4 separate regions of the Homo sapiens genome follow, and all the other regions are linked to region 1. The links are chromatin contacts, found by Hi-C or POLR2A ChIA-PET in ENCODE. All regions are on one chromosome and are shown on one strand. The core of a region is the stretch at or near the end of the contact, and the rest is flanking DNA. Distances in the headings are between cores, read along the strand shown.

Evidence for each region. Hi-C counts contacts between places; a loop is a spot of excess contacts on that map. ChIA-PET counts read pairs that join two places held with the same protein, here RNA polymerase II (POLR2A). Pooled maps may share reads with other maps.
Region 2: a loop to region 1 is called in a pooled map, with 12 times the contacts of the local background. The contact joins the promoter of DENND6B here to the promoter of SCO2 in region 1. A Hi-C loop is called at or near these places in 2 of 37 single-sample maps with no recorded cell type and 7 of 50 pooled maps. POLR2A ChIA-PET finds 5 or more read pairs at or near these places in 10 of 52 experiments (B cell, CD4-positive, alpha-beta memory T cell, GM12878 and 7 more).
Region 3: a map with no recorded cell type shows a loop between it and region 1 (5-fold over the local background). The contact joins the enhancer-like site here to the promoter of SCO2 in region 1. A Hi-C loop is called at or near these places in 1 of 168 maps with a recorded cell type or tissue (chondrocyte), 11 of 37 single-sample maps with no recorded cell type and 9 of 50 pooled maps. POLR2A ChIA-PET finds 5 or more read pairs at or near these places in 5 of 52 experiments (HEK293T, HepG2, MCF 10A and 2 more).
Region 4: a pooled map shows a loop between it and region 1 (2.4-fold over the local background). The contact joins the enhancer-like site here to the promoter of SCO2 in region 1. A Hi-C loop is called at or near these places in 1 of 50 pooled maps. POLR2A ChIA-PET finds 5 or more read pairs at or near these places in 4 of 52 experiments (GM10248, HepG2, WTC11 and 1 more).

The regions. Positions count from the first base shown.
Region 1 is chr22:50,524,348-50,527,226 of GRCh38, forward strand. SCO2 (synthesis of cytochrome C oxidase 2) reads right to left here and starts at 1,251. Exons shown (of 2, transcript NM_005138.3): 1 at 1,125-1,251; 2 at 1-77. The coding sequence starts at 64. It overlaps NCAPH2 (non-SMC condensin II complex subunit H2), which reads left to right. Exons shown (of 20, transcript NM_152299.4): 20 at 1-433. It overlaps TYMP (thymidine phosphorylase), which reads right to left. Exons shown (of 10, transcript NM_001953.5): 6 at 2,818-2,879; 7 at 2,229-2,391; 8 at 1,899-2,129; 9 at 1,654-1,794; 10 at 1,405-1,571. The coding sequence ends at 1,423. RefSeq lists silencers at 923-1,222, 1,433-2,262 and enhancers at 2,353-2,652, 2,461-2,879, 2,823-2,879.
Region 2 is chr22:50,325,583-50,328,461 of GRCh38, forward strand. DENND6B (DENN domain containing 6B) reads right to left here and starts at 1,430. Exons shown (of 20, transcript NM_001001794.4): 1 at 1,230-1,430. The coding sequence starts at 1,406. RefSeq lists a silencer at 1,179-1,818.
Region 3 is chr22:50,694,646-50,697,524 of GRCh38, forward strand. SHANK3 (SH3 and multiple ankyrin repeat domains 3) reads left to right here. Exons shown (of 25, transcript NM_001372044.2): 12 at 130-401. Among named protein-coding and RNA genes, the nearest start is that of SHANK3, 23 kb to the left of the region's middle. RefSeq lists an enhancer at 408-908. Within about 2 kb of position 1,251, at least 3 of the 41 ENCODE cell types and tissues checked have a DNase peak (open chromatin) inside an H3K27ac peak, as active enhancers do.
Region 4 is chr22:50,374,817-50,377,695 of GRCh38, forward strand. The region is part of intron 2 of PPP6R2 (protein phosphatase 6 regulatory subunit 2); the gene reads left to right. Among named protein-coding and RNA genes, the nearest start is that of MIR12114, 31 kb to the right of the region's middle. Within about 2 kb of position 1,460, at least 2 of the 41 ENCODE cell types and tissues checked have a DNase peak (open chromatin) inside an H3K27ac peak, as active enhancers do.

The DNA of each region.
Region 1 (2,879 bases), core at 1-2,500:
GGACCCGAGGCTTGAGCTGAGAGAGCCTGTGCCAAGCTGTGGGGCTCCGAGTCAGCAGCAGCATGGATCTGATGCTCCTGGAAACAAGCACAGGCGTCAGGAGCCAGAAGGGAAGGCCCAGGACAGTGCCTGGGCTGCCCCTGCGACTTGAGACCAGCCACCCATCTGAAGGACCCAGCCCACGTTCAGGCTTAACAGGCATTTGCAGCTGCTCACCTGAGCTCAGAACTCCACCTCCACCAAACATCCACACCTGGGCAACCACACCTGTCACTCCTGTCCTCTACCTGGGATCACCAGCCTGTCACCGCACCCTGCCCTGCACCTGCACCTCAGCAAGGTGAACCTCTTGCTGACGGAAAGCATTCCAAGTGCATGCCTTGCCTGAACTAACCACGTTATCTATTTGCAATAAACCCATTTCTTAAAAGGAGGTGGGTAACTCTCTGGCTTGCAATCCCCGAGAGCAACCGATTCCTCCAACACTTTCCTGTTACCTCCAGCCACTTCAACCAACCGCGGCCTTCCTCCACACTCCCAGCAGAAAACCTGCACGACCTACCCCCGGAGCTCAGACTCTGCCCGCCGGCTGTGTTTAACCTCTCCTGGCAGAGACGCACGACACTTCCACCCGCCACAAAACCCCACCCTCCTCACATCCAGGCTTCCCAGCAGCTCCTCCGGGCTCACAGCCGACGCCCTGCCTTTGCGTTGGTGACCTTTGAGCCTTTCCCACGGGCCCCCGCAGAAGGTTTGCTAGGTGGAGGTCTCAGGACTCCCGGTCACTGCCCCCTCCTGCTGAGGGCACCCTCCCGAGGACTCACTGCACCCCCGCCCGGGCGGTTCTGGGTTTGTGCCCTCCCCAGCAAGGCCAGCGCCCTCGTGGCCAGAAAGGTTCCAGGACCACTCGAAGCGCCGCGCGAGCGCGTTATAACTGTGCTTGGCCGCGAGAACACCGGTGCCTGCTGGGAGCCTCCCACGGGCGCCCCAGCCTCGCTCCGGCCTCCAGCGCGCCCTGGGGTGTGCCCCGCCAGCCCCGCGCAGTAGCCGGAGCTGGGAAACTACCCCGGAGTCCAGCGAGTCCTCAGGGCTACCTCCTCCCCTCCCAGCCCCGGCGTCCGCACCTCGCGGCGGGGCCGCGCGTCAGTGGACCAAGCACGAGAGGAAGCGCCGACCTCCAGCTCCCTGCGCTCTGCCCCGCCGGCTCAGGGAAAGCGGGCGCCACACGCTCACAGGCAGGGCGCAGGCGTCCCCGGAGCTGCGCATGCGCACACGGGCGCAGCCGCTGACAGGCTCTCAGCGCGTGCGCGGAAGGCGGAGCCCGCCGGGGGTCACGTGTTCATCGAGACGGCCCCCGCCTCCGCAGCCCTGGATCCTTCCGCTCCCGCCCAAGCACTGACAAGGTTTCGCGGCAAAGGAGCTTTATTGCTGCGGCGGCAGAACGAGCTCTGCGAAGGGCGAGGGGGCGGCGAATGGCGCGCGGTCGGAGAGTACGAGCGCCTCCTGCAGGGCGCGGCTCTGCGGGCCGCTGAGCGCGGGGCCGTCCCGGTGCACGCGGAGCCAGGGGGTCCCTGCAGAGCGAGGGGCTGTTAGAGGCCGCGCGGCCGGAGCTGGGCGGGGGTGCGGGGCCAGCAGGGCGGGGGCGGCGCTCACCACGGCGCAGCCTCTGACCCACGTCGACCAGCAGCTCTGCGCCCACCCCCAGGCGGAGCGGCTCCCCAGCGCGGCTGCGCCCGGCCCCGAGCTCGTGCAGCACCAGCGCCAGCGGCAGCGCCCGGACCAGCTCCACGGTGCCTGCGGGGAGAGGGGCTGAGAGGCGCGGGCTCGGGAAGGGGCGGGGCCTCGGGAAGGGAAGGGGATGGCGGAGGCGGAAGGACGGGGACTCCCCCGACGCTCACCATCTGCGGGCGCCAGCAGCTCCTCCTGCTCCCGGGCGCGAGGCAGCAGCTGCCGGCGTTCTGCGGGACTTCCCGAGCACAGGGCTCGGGCCAGACCGGGATCCACGCCCTGCGCCGCCAGCATCCGCTCGAAGCGGCCAAGGGCCGAGCCGTCGTCCAGCGCCGCGGCCACCCGGGCAGCGCCCTGGGCCTGAGTCCCCGCGTGTCCGCTGAGCCAGAGCAGGGCGCCCCCTGCGGGCGGGGACGGGTCTTAGGCGCGGCCGGGTCGGGGCGGCCCCAGCGGGAAGCACCCCCCGCCGCCTCCGCTCCCCTACACCCCGTCCCCCTCACCGAGCGTGGTGACCAGGTCCCTTAAGTCTGGCGGGCCTGCGCCGTCCATGCAGAGCAGCGCCTCCTCCACCTCCAGGGCGTGGCCCACGCAGCGACCCAGGGGCTTGTCCATGGCGGTCAGCGCTGCCGCGACCCGAAGCCCTAGGCTGGCTCCCACGCCAACCTGCGGAGAGGAGGCTCAGCGTGGACCCCCCATGGCGGGGCCTTCTGCAGCCGGTTCTTGGTCGAACTCCAGCCCCTGCTGCACCCTGGGTTGCCAGCCCCCCAGCATGAAGTCAGGGAAGGATTGGGGTGGGGAAGAGACACGAGTGAAGTGCGACACCTCGCCATGGGGCCAGGAGGAACTTGTACTTGGTCTGGGGCAGGAACGCCACAGAGGGCTTCCCCAGGTCCAGGCCGGGCCAGCCTTGACCTCTAAAGTCACAGCAGGTTAGGAAGCCGTGAAGGAGGGAGGGACTTCGGGCAGAAGAGGGTGGGACTGGGGTTAGGCAGGACTGCTGAGTGGAGGGAGGCAGTGGGGACGGGAGGGGTGAAGGGTAGGCTGGGCCCGCATCAAGACGCTTGCCCAGGGAAAGGCCACACCGCTCACCAGCGTCTTTGCCAGCTCCCGGGCCTGCTCCTGGTTGGGGAAGACGGCGGCCCCTCCGAACT
Region 2 (2,879 bases), core at 180-2,679, 200 kb before region 1:
CCTCGGCCTCTCAAAGTGCTGGGATTACAGGCATGAGTCACCGCGTCCGGCCAGGAACCTCTTAACTTCTTTTGTGATTTTGTGGGGAACAATCTGGGCAACAGTATTGAACTAAGAAAGGTTTTCAACCCTGGGCAGGTCACCACACTTCTTGGTACTCAGCCCCCACCCAGTGATGCTGTTTGAGGCTGTGCACCTGCTGGGGACCGTGTGTGGTGGGAGGGGCTCCAGAGAGTGCTAGAGTTAATGCTTTTCTGTTTAGAAGACTATATGCTTCTCATGGCCTCTTGGAGTTCAGCAGGGCCTTAGAAAGCATCTCCCAACCACAGAGACGCGCTGCCTGGCTTTCCTGATGATGATGATTTGGCCTGATCTTGGACACCTGCGGTAATAGAGAGCTCACTACCCCTCACGAGGTTCCTTGCGCCAGCGCGGGGAAGCCTCCCTCCATCTGCAGGTGGGCCTCCCCTGTGCTGGTCAGCTCCCTGGTGTGTGTTACACAGGACACAGAGAAGATCATCCTGCGGGGCCTCCCTGGAGGAAAGGAGGCTGCCTGTGTGGGTAGGTGAGTGGAGGCCTGCAGGCAGCAGAAAGACCACATCGAAAGCCCATGGGCACAGCCGATGAACAGACCCCCACGAGCAAGAACACCACAAGACGCAGGTGGAGGGACGGGGCCCATGGGGTCTGGATCTGATGCTAGGTGAACAAGGAGGCGCTGCAGGGTTTTAAGCAGGAGAGCCACAAAGGTTGAACTCTGGGGTGCAGCTGGGGTGGGGATGACATCAGTGATGGCAGCAAAGGAACGGATCCGAGACCTTTGTTGCAGAAGGAGCCGTCAGCCTCGCCTATGCCCAGAGATGGGATGCGGAGCGGAGGGTAAGCCCGGGACTCTGGCGGGAGCCACTGAGGGGATGAAGGTGTCACTGCTCCGGTGGGGAATGGAGGGGGGAGATGTGAGACATTTACTGGGAAAAATCGAAAGAGTACCACTTAGGTTATGCAAAATGCTCCATCCCAATGTGAAGACAAGATCCGACTCCGAGCAGCTCGCCTTCCCTCCTCGGCCTGGGGAGCGCTTCTGGAGCCCGGAGAAGAGGCCCCTCCAGGAGGCGGCGGCCGAAGGCCAGGGAGAGTGCGGGGCGGCCGAGGGCCCCAAGCGAGGCGGGACTGGCCCCGAGAGGCGCAGCCCTGCCCACCCGCCCGCGCCCGCGCTCGCGCCCGCTCACCTCCAGCGCCTGGCCCAGCTCCAGGTCGAAGGTGACCACGCACACACACTCCAGCCAGGCGGAGAAGCGCGCCCAGGGCGCCGCCGGGGTCCGCGCCGCGCGACCTGAAGACGTGGGTCCAGCCGCGCCCAGGCAGCCGCGAGCCCGGCGAGGCCCTGTGCCCAACAGCGCGTCCATGGCGGCGGCCGCGGGTTGCCGGGGAAACGCGGGCGGGGGCGGCGCGCGTCCGGGCCGCTCCTCAGAACAGTCGAGCGGCCGCCGCGGCCCAGTGCGGCTCCCGCGCGGCCGCGCGCCCCCTAGCGCCCGAGAAGCGCCAGCGGCCGGGCGCCGCCCAGGGCACCAGCGAGCCGGACGCGCGCGGGCCAGAGCGGCCGGAGCCCACTGGGGGACTTCCGGGGAAGCGGCCGAACTGGGGCCTTCCAGGGTCCACGCCGTCTGAGGCCCGAGAGAGTCGGTTCGGCCCCGGTGTTCGCGGATCCCGGCTCGCGGGAGCCTCGGGGCCAGGCCAGGGAGGCAGAGCAAGCTGCAGCCAGCCGGCGCCGGGCTCGTCGGGCTTCGCAGGTCCGGCCAGCCTACCTCGCCCCACCGCGCAGGGGCCAGCGGCGTCGCGGGCGTTTTCGTGGCGGAATGGCGTCCTCACTGAGCGCCCAGCCACCACCGCGGACTCGCGCTCGCTTCCTCTGGGGCCCGCGCGGCCTGGGGTCGTGTCTGACCGCGGGTGTCCACGCAACACCTCTGCAGTTTCACTTTCCGGGGGAATCGCGGGGACCTGGAGCGAACTCTTCCCTCCCTCGCGAGGGCCCCGGGCCCCGCTGTGGTCCACAGAGCACCTTGAGGCCCGGCGTGGAAGGGCGAGTTTGGGGCTGTCGGTAACTTAATGAGGCACGCCTTTGAGTCGTGGGCCTCATGACGTTTCCGTGGAAGGCGGGCCGCATATACTGTGGTGGTCCCTTCAGATTACCACGTGTTGGCCAGACGCGGTGGCTCACGCCTGTAATCTCACCGCTTTGGGAGGCCGAGGTGGGGTGGCGGATCACGAATCCAGGAAATCGAGACCAACCTGGTGAAACCCTGTCTCTACTGAAAATACAAAAATTAGCCGGGCGTGGTGGCTGGCGAGCGCCGTAACCCCAGCTATTGGGGAGGCTGAGGCAGGAGAATCGTTTGAACCCCGGAGGCGAAGCTTGCAGTGAGCTGAGATGTCGCCATTGCACTCCAGCCTGGGCGACAGAGTGAGACTCCATCTCAAAAATAAAAAAATAAAAGATTACCACGTGTTGTTCGGATCATCTGGCCTAGGTGTGGGGTAGGCTGTCCCATCTAGGTTTGTCACATAACAAAATCGCCTAATGACACATTTCTCAGGACATAGCTTCACCGTTGAGTAGCACATGGCCGTATTGTTTTTTGTTTGTTTGTTTCTGTTGTTTTTTTTGAGACAGAATGTTGCTCTTGTTGCCCAGGCAGGAGTGCAATGGCATGGTCTTGGCTCACTGCAACCTCTGCCTACTGGGTTCGAGCGATTCTCCTGCCTCAGCCTCCCGAGTAGCTGGAATTACAGGCGTGCACCACCACGCCAGGCTAATTTCTGTATTTTTGGTAGAAACGGTTTCACCATTTTGGCCAGGCTGGTCTCGAACTCCTGAGCTC
Region 3 (2,879 bases), core at 1-2,500, 170 kb after region 1:
GTTTGCCTGGAACCAAGGCAGTTCCTGGAACATAGGATTTAGTTTTAACATCTGGAAAGCCTGGGCAAACTGGACAAGTTGGTCACCCAGCTGGCTGTTCAGAGTCTTACCTATGCCCCCTTACCCCAGTACCATTCAGGGAAACCCCCAGCTATGCGAAGCGGCGGCGACTGGCTGGCCCCAGTGGCTTGGCATCCCCTCGGCCTCTGCAGCGCTCAGCCAGCGATATCAACCTGAAGGGGGAGGCACAGCCAGCAGCTTCTCCTGGACCCTCGCTGAGAAGCCTCCCCCACCAGCTGCTGCTCCAGCGGCTGCAAGAGGAGAAAGATCGTGACCGGGATGCCGACCAGGAGAGCAACATCAGTGGCCCTTTAGCAGGCAGGGCCGGCCAAAGCAAGATCAGGTAGGAGGGGGCTGGCAGGCCCTGGAGGGGTTGGGAGGGTGGGGTGCCGGGACCTGAGCCAGGAGGAGCCAGCACCGGGAGGCAGAGAGAGGCCTGGTGGTGCCTAGCACCTGTGTAGTGATGGGCTAGGGCTTCCTGGTTGGGGAAGGGAAGAAGGCATCTCTGGAGGTGGGGACAGGCACATGCACGCTGATTTCCGGTTGGAGCTGGGCTTGCCATGAGGACAGTGGGCAGTTGAGGGAGCGTGTTAGGTGGAGAGGGTATGCTCCTACCTGTGATTTAGAAAACACACTGCATTGTCAGGCATGGCTGGGAAGAGTCAGGGCTGGTGGCCTGTGGTAAGGGGGACAGGGATGGAGTTGCCACTCCAGTAGGGCCCAAAACCTACAGGTAAGCCCCAGCCCTGTCCCCAGGGTATACTCATGGTTTCCCCCAGCCCTGGCACACCTACAGGACTCTGTGGCTTCTATTCTTTACCCTCACCCTGAGGCCTGGGTCCCTGAGGCAGGGATGCCTGGACCGGAGCCCACTGGCCTCTCTGGGCTGTGCATTGGGTGCTGAGGTGGGCGCACTGGCTCTCAGCCACTTTGTGCCTGGGCTTCTCATCAGTAAGTGGGAATAGTCCTACCTAAGTCATTGTCTTTGGGAAGCCTTCCAGAATGCCCTGGGCAGGTGAGGGATCACCTGGCAGAGTCTGGCAACTGCCGGTAAAAGCACCTGCCCTCCCTGTGCCTTGAAGGCAGGCACCGTCTTTGTCGTTTCCTAGTTTCATCAGAGCCAGGCACTGAGGAGGGTGTTTGGCAGACATTGTTGAGTGGAAGAGTTACATAAACAGTATGTTGTTGTCAGGATGGCCGCCGGCCTTTACAGTTCTGTCAGTCCAGGCCCGCTGTTGGGCTGAATGGCATGTGTATACTAGCTCCTTTAACCTTGACGAACGTACATGTTCATGCTCTATTAATACCATGTTACAGATGAGCGTCCTGGTACGCAGGTGGGGCCTGTGACGGGTCCAGAGTCACAGAGCTACGGATCAGCTTCACTGGGCCCCAGGTAGACCCAATCCCCAACTTTCTAAGCCTGAGTGTTCAGCAGAGGGCTCAGGGTGCAGCAGGGCCTATGGAAGGCGCCCCTTCCTGTGCTGCCGCCCCTGCTCTGCAGCCTGGTCTCAGCGATGTCTCCGTGTCTGTCTTTGCCTGGGCTTGTTGGACTCGCAAGGCTGGCTGTACTGCCCCAAATCTCAATTCTCCCCTGAAGCTTTCTTATAGACCCGCGGATTTTCTAAGGGCTGGGCGGCCCAGTGGCTGAAAGAACACATTCTGCATTCCGGATGTTTCCATCCCGCAGAAAGGCTGCTCCTGAGTTGGAGGCACGCGTTGCCACAGGCTCCTCCCTGCATTCATTTTTTGTACGTGTTCATTCATCCTTTCAGCAGACACAAAACTAAGACCTGCTGTGTGAGGGGCTCCAGCTCACCTGCTCTGTGGGGATGGCAGAATTCTGTTTTTTCCTTCCTCGCAAACATTTATTGGGTGCCTGGTGCGTCAGAGGTGGTGGGTCTCAGGAAGTTGACAGCCGAGGGCCCGGGCTAAGCAGCAGTTAGGTGGGCAGTGATCCCCTTATGGGGCTGCCCTGGTGAGTGGACAAGGGTCTGCAGCTCTCGGGAGGGGCTGAGGAAGTTCGGTGCCCCGAGGAGAGAAGTCACCCCCTGGGGGAGGCGAGGCTGGGCCCTGCACCGCGCGGGTCGCTGCGCCCTCTGTCGGTTGAGCCGGACCGGGACCCGACCCCCATCAGCCCCCCAGTATCACACGGGGCACGGCGGGGGAGTTTGGGCTGAGAGCCCGTCACTTAACAGCTGGCCCAGGGGTCAGGATGTTAGAGTAGTTCAGGTGTTGGCAACTGCGTGACGGACAGCCCACAGGAGGGGAAGGAGAGGTGCCCCGTGTGACTAGAGCGTAGCAAACTGCCAAGCCCGAGGGAGCCTGGCTCTTGGAAAAGCGGGTGGCTCTGGCCTGCCTGGGTACTAGGGAGCCACTGCAGGCTTCTGAGCAGAGCCCCAGTGGAGGAGTGAGAGCTCAGGCTCTACCCCAGTCTGGGAGTGGTCTGGGGAAGGTGGGCATCACGCAGTGGGCGTGGGCAGGGGCCGGTGTCCAGGACGAGGGGACCCAGGCCTAGAGGGGGACTGGGCACCCAGCGATCCGGGCCCTGGACCTGGAGGGGTGGGGGGGGCGCCCCTCCCTCCCGTTCACCGGCTCCAGGCGGCTTTGCTGGTGCCCGAAGCCCCCGCCCCATCCCCCGCTCCCACTAGGCTGCCCTGACCACCGTCCCGCGTCCGCGTCCGAACTCCCCCTCCCGGGGGTCGGCGGCGAGGGGAGGGCGGGAGGGAGGGCGCGAGGGCCGCCACCACCGCCCGCAGAGGGAGGAGCCCGGCCGTGGAGGAGGCGGGGCGCGGGGCGGCCGCGGCATGGAGCGAGCC
Region 4 (2,879 bases), core at 210-2,709, 150 kb before region 1:
GGCAGGAGAATTGCTTGAACGTGGGAGATGGATGTTGCAGTGAGCCAAGATCACGCTACTGCGCTCCAGCCTGGGCGAGAGCGAGACTCTGTCTCAAAAAAAAAAAAAAAAAAAAGAGAAAAAGAAAAAAACAAACCCACACCCATACACTGAAATCGTATAGCACCAAAGACAAAAAGAAGGTGTTAAGGTAAAGTTAAAAGATAGATTACCTAAAATGGAACATTAGCTAGGTTGACAACAGATGTCTCAGCAGCATGAATGGAAGCCAGTAGAGAGTAGAATAATTCCTCAAAGCGACGAGAGCATGTATGTTTTATTATAGAATCGTGTTATCAAATAAATTTTGCAAGAAAAATGGCAAGGTTTTATGTTTCTGAGAATGTTAGGCTAGGTTAGACTACCTTCTACTCCCCCACCCTCCACCCCAGAAAAACAGCCACAATTGTTAGATGAAAAAACATAAATAAAAGAACTGACAAAAAAGCAGGAAACTTTTGGATCAAAATCTAACTGAAAATAACGCAGAAAGGTAATTTAAACACCATAGAATGGGGTCTGCTTTTGTCCTGAGGGCATTTGCTCATGTGGACAAAGTGGGGCTTTGAGTTTAGAGGATTTGTGAAAAGAACAGTAGTTAAGCTCGATTCCTCTCAAGGTAAATAGCCTAAAGGAGACCCTCCCCACACCGATGGAACTCTGAAGGGCTCTATCCTCAAGGTGTGAGGGCAGACTAGAGGCACATGTGCCTCACACCGTTCCTTGCCCTCATCTGGTTGTCTTTTTACTAAATGTAGCACAAAAAGATGAAAAGGGAAAAAAACCTGTTCCTGAGAATTGTAGCTCTGTATTGGCCTTTGTGAGGATTTTTAGCCCAGTTACATTGCCTGGTAGTTCAGGGAAATCGGGCATGAATTTAATTCAAGGTGTTTCTAGCTTGTCATCTGACAGGAACAAAGATAAAACCTCTCTGGAAGAAGTTACCTTCATCCTAAGATACAAAGAATCCCTGCAGATTTTTTTTTTTTTTTTTTTTTTTTTTGAGATGGAGTCTTGCTTTGTATCCCAGGCTGAAGTGCAGTAGCACAATCTCGGTTCACTGCAACCTCTGCCTCCCAGGTTGAAGCGATTCTCCTACCTCAGCCTTGCAAGTAGCTGGGACTATAGGCGTGTGTCCGGCTAATTTTTGTATTTTTAGTAAGGACGGGGTTTCACTGTGTTGGCCAGGCTGGTCTTGAACTCCTGACCTCAGGTGATCCGCCTGCAGATATTTTTTAAAGACAGTGATTAATAGTACACAGACAAAAATGACTAAGCACACAAGCAAATAAGCCACTCTGAGTTAAAACCAGTACAGTTCAGGTGTGGTGGCTCATGCCTGTAACCCCAGCATATTGGGAGGCTGAGGCAGGAGGATGGCTTGAGTCCATGAGTTTGAGGCTGCTGTGAGCTATGATTGCACCGCTGCACTCCAGCCTGGGTGACAAAGTGAAACCTTGTCTCAAAAAAACCCCCAGAAAATGAAAACAGGAAAACCAGTAGAAACACTTCCTCAAAGACTTCAGGTATTGGAATTGTTAGAAACAGACTATAAAAAAAGTGTACTTTTTGTATGTGTGTGAGAAGGTCTTACTCTGTCGCCTAGGCTGGAGTTGGAGTACAGTGGCGTGATCTTGGCTCACTGCAACTTCCGCCTCCTGGGCTCAAGTGATCCTTCTGTCTCAGCCTTCTGAGTGGCTGGGACTACAGGCACACACCACCACACCTGGCTAATTCTTTGTATTTTTTGTAAAAACAGGTTTTTGCCGTGTTGCCCAGGCTGGTCTTGAATTCCTGGCTTTAAGCAATCTGCCCACCTCGGCCTCCTAAAGTACTGGAATTACAGGCGTGATCTAGCATGCTGGCTGAGTGTGCTTCTTATTTTTAAAGAAATAAATATTTGGCTGGGTGCAGTGGCTCACGCCTGTAATCCCAGCAGTTTGGGAGGCCGAGGCGGGCAGATCACAAGGTCAGGAGATGGAGACCATGGTGAAACCCCGTGTCTACTAAAAATACAAAAAATTAGCCGGGCGCGGTGGCAGGCGCCTGTAGTCCCAGCTACTCGGGAGGCTGAGACAGGAGAATGGCGTGAACCCAGGAGGCGGAGCTTGCAGTGAGCCAAGATCACACCACTGCCCTCCAGCCTGGGCAACAGAGCGAGACTCCGTCTCAAAAAAATAAAAAATAAAAAGAAATAAATATTTAACAACATAAAAATATTTGTAAGAAACAGTAAAAGGTGATATAGAATATTTGAAAAAGGACCATGTAGAACTTCTAGAAATAAAGAATAAAATATTCAGTATCACAAATTCAGGCCAGGTGAGGTGGCTCATGCTTGTAATCCCAGTACTTTGGGAGGTAGAGGTAGGGAGATCACTTGAGCCCAGAAGTTCAAGACCAGCCTGGGCAACATGGTGAAAACCTGTCTCTACAAAGAATTTTTAAAATTAGCCAGGCGTGGTGGTGCACACCTGTAGTCCCAGCTACTTGGGAGGCTGAGGTGGGAAGATCACTCGAGCCCAGGAGGTCAAGCCATCATTGTGCAAGTGCACTGCAGCCTGGGTGACAGAACAAGACCCTCTCTCAATAATAATAATAATAATTCAGTGTGTACAGGTTTAATAACAAAATATATACAGTGAAGTGAAAATCAGTGAACCAGAAAACAGGTCAGAAGGAATTACCCAGAATGAAGCACAGAGAAAATGATGGGAAACATAGGCCAGAACATGGGACATCGAGGGCAAATGTCTAATGGATGTTTACTTAATGTTCTGTAAAGAGAAAAGAGAGAATGAGGCAGATTTATTATTAGAAAAGATAAAGACTAAAATTTC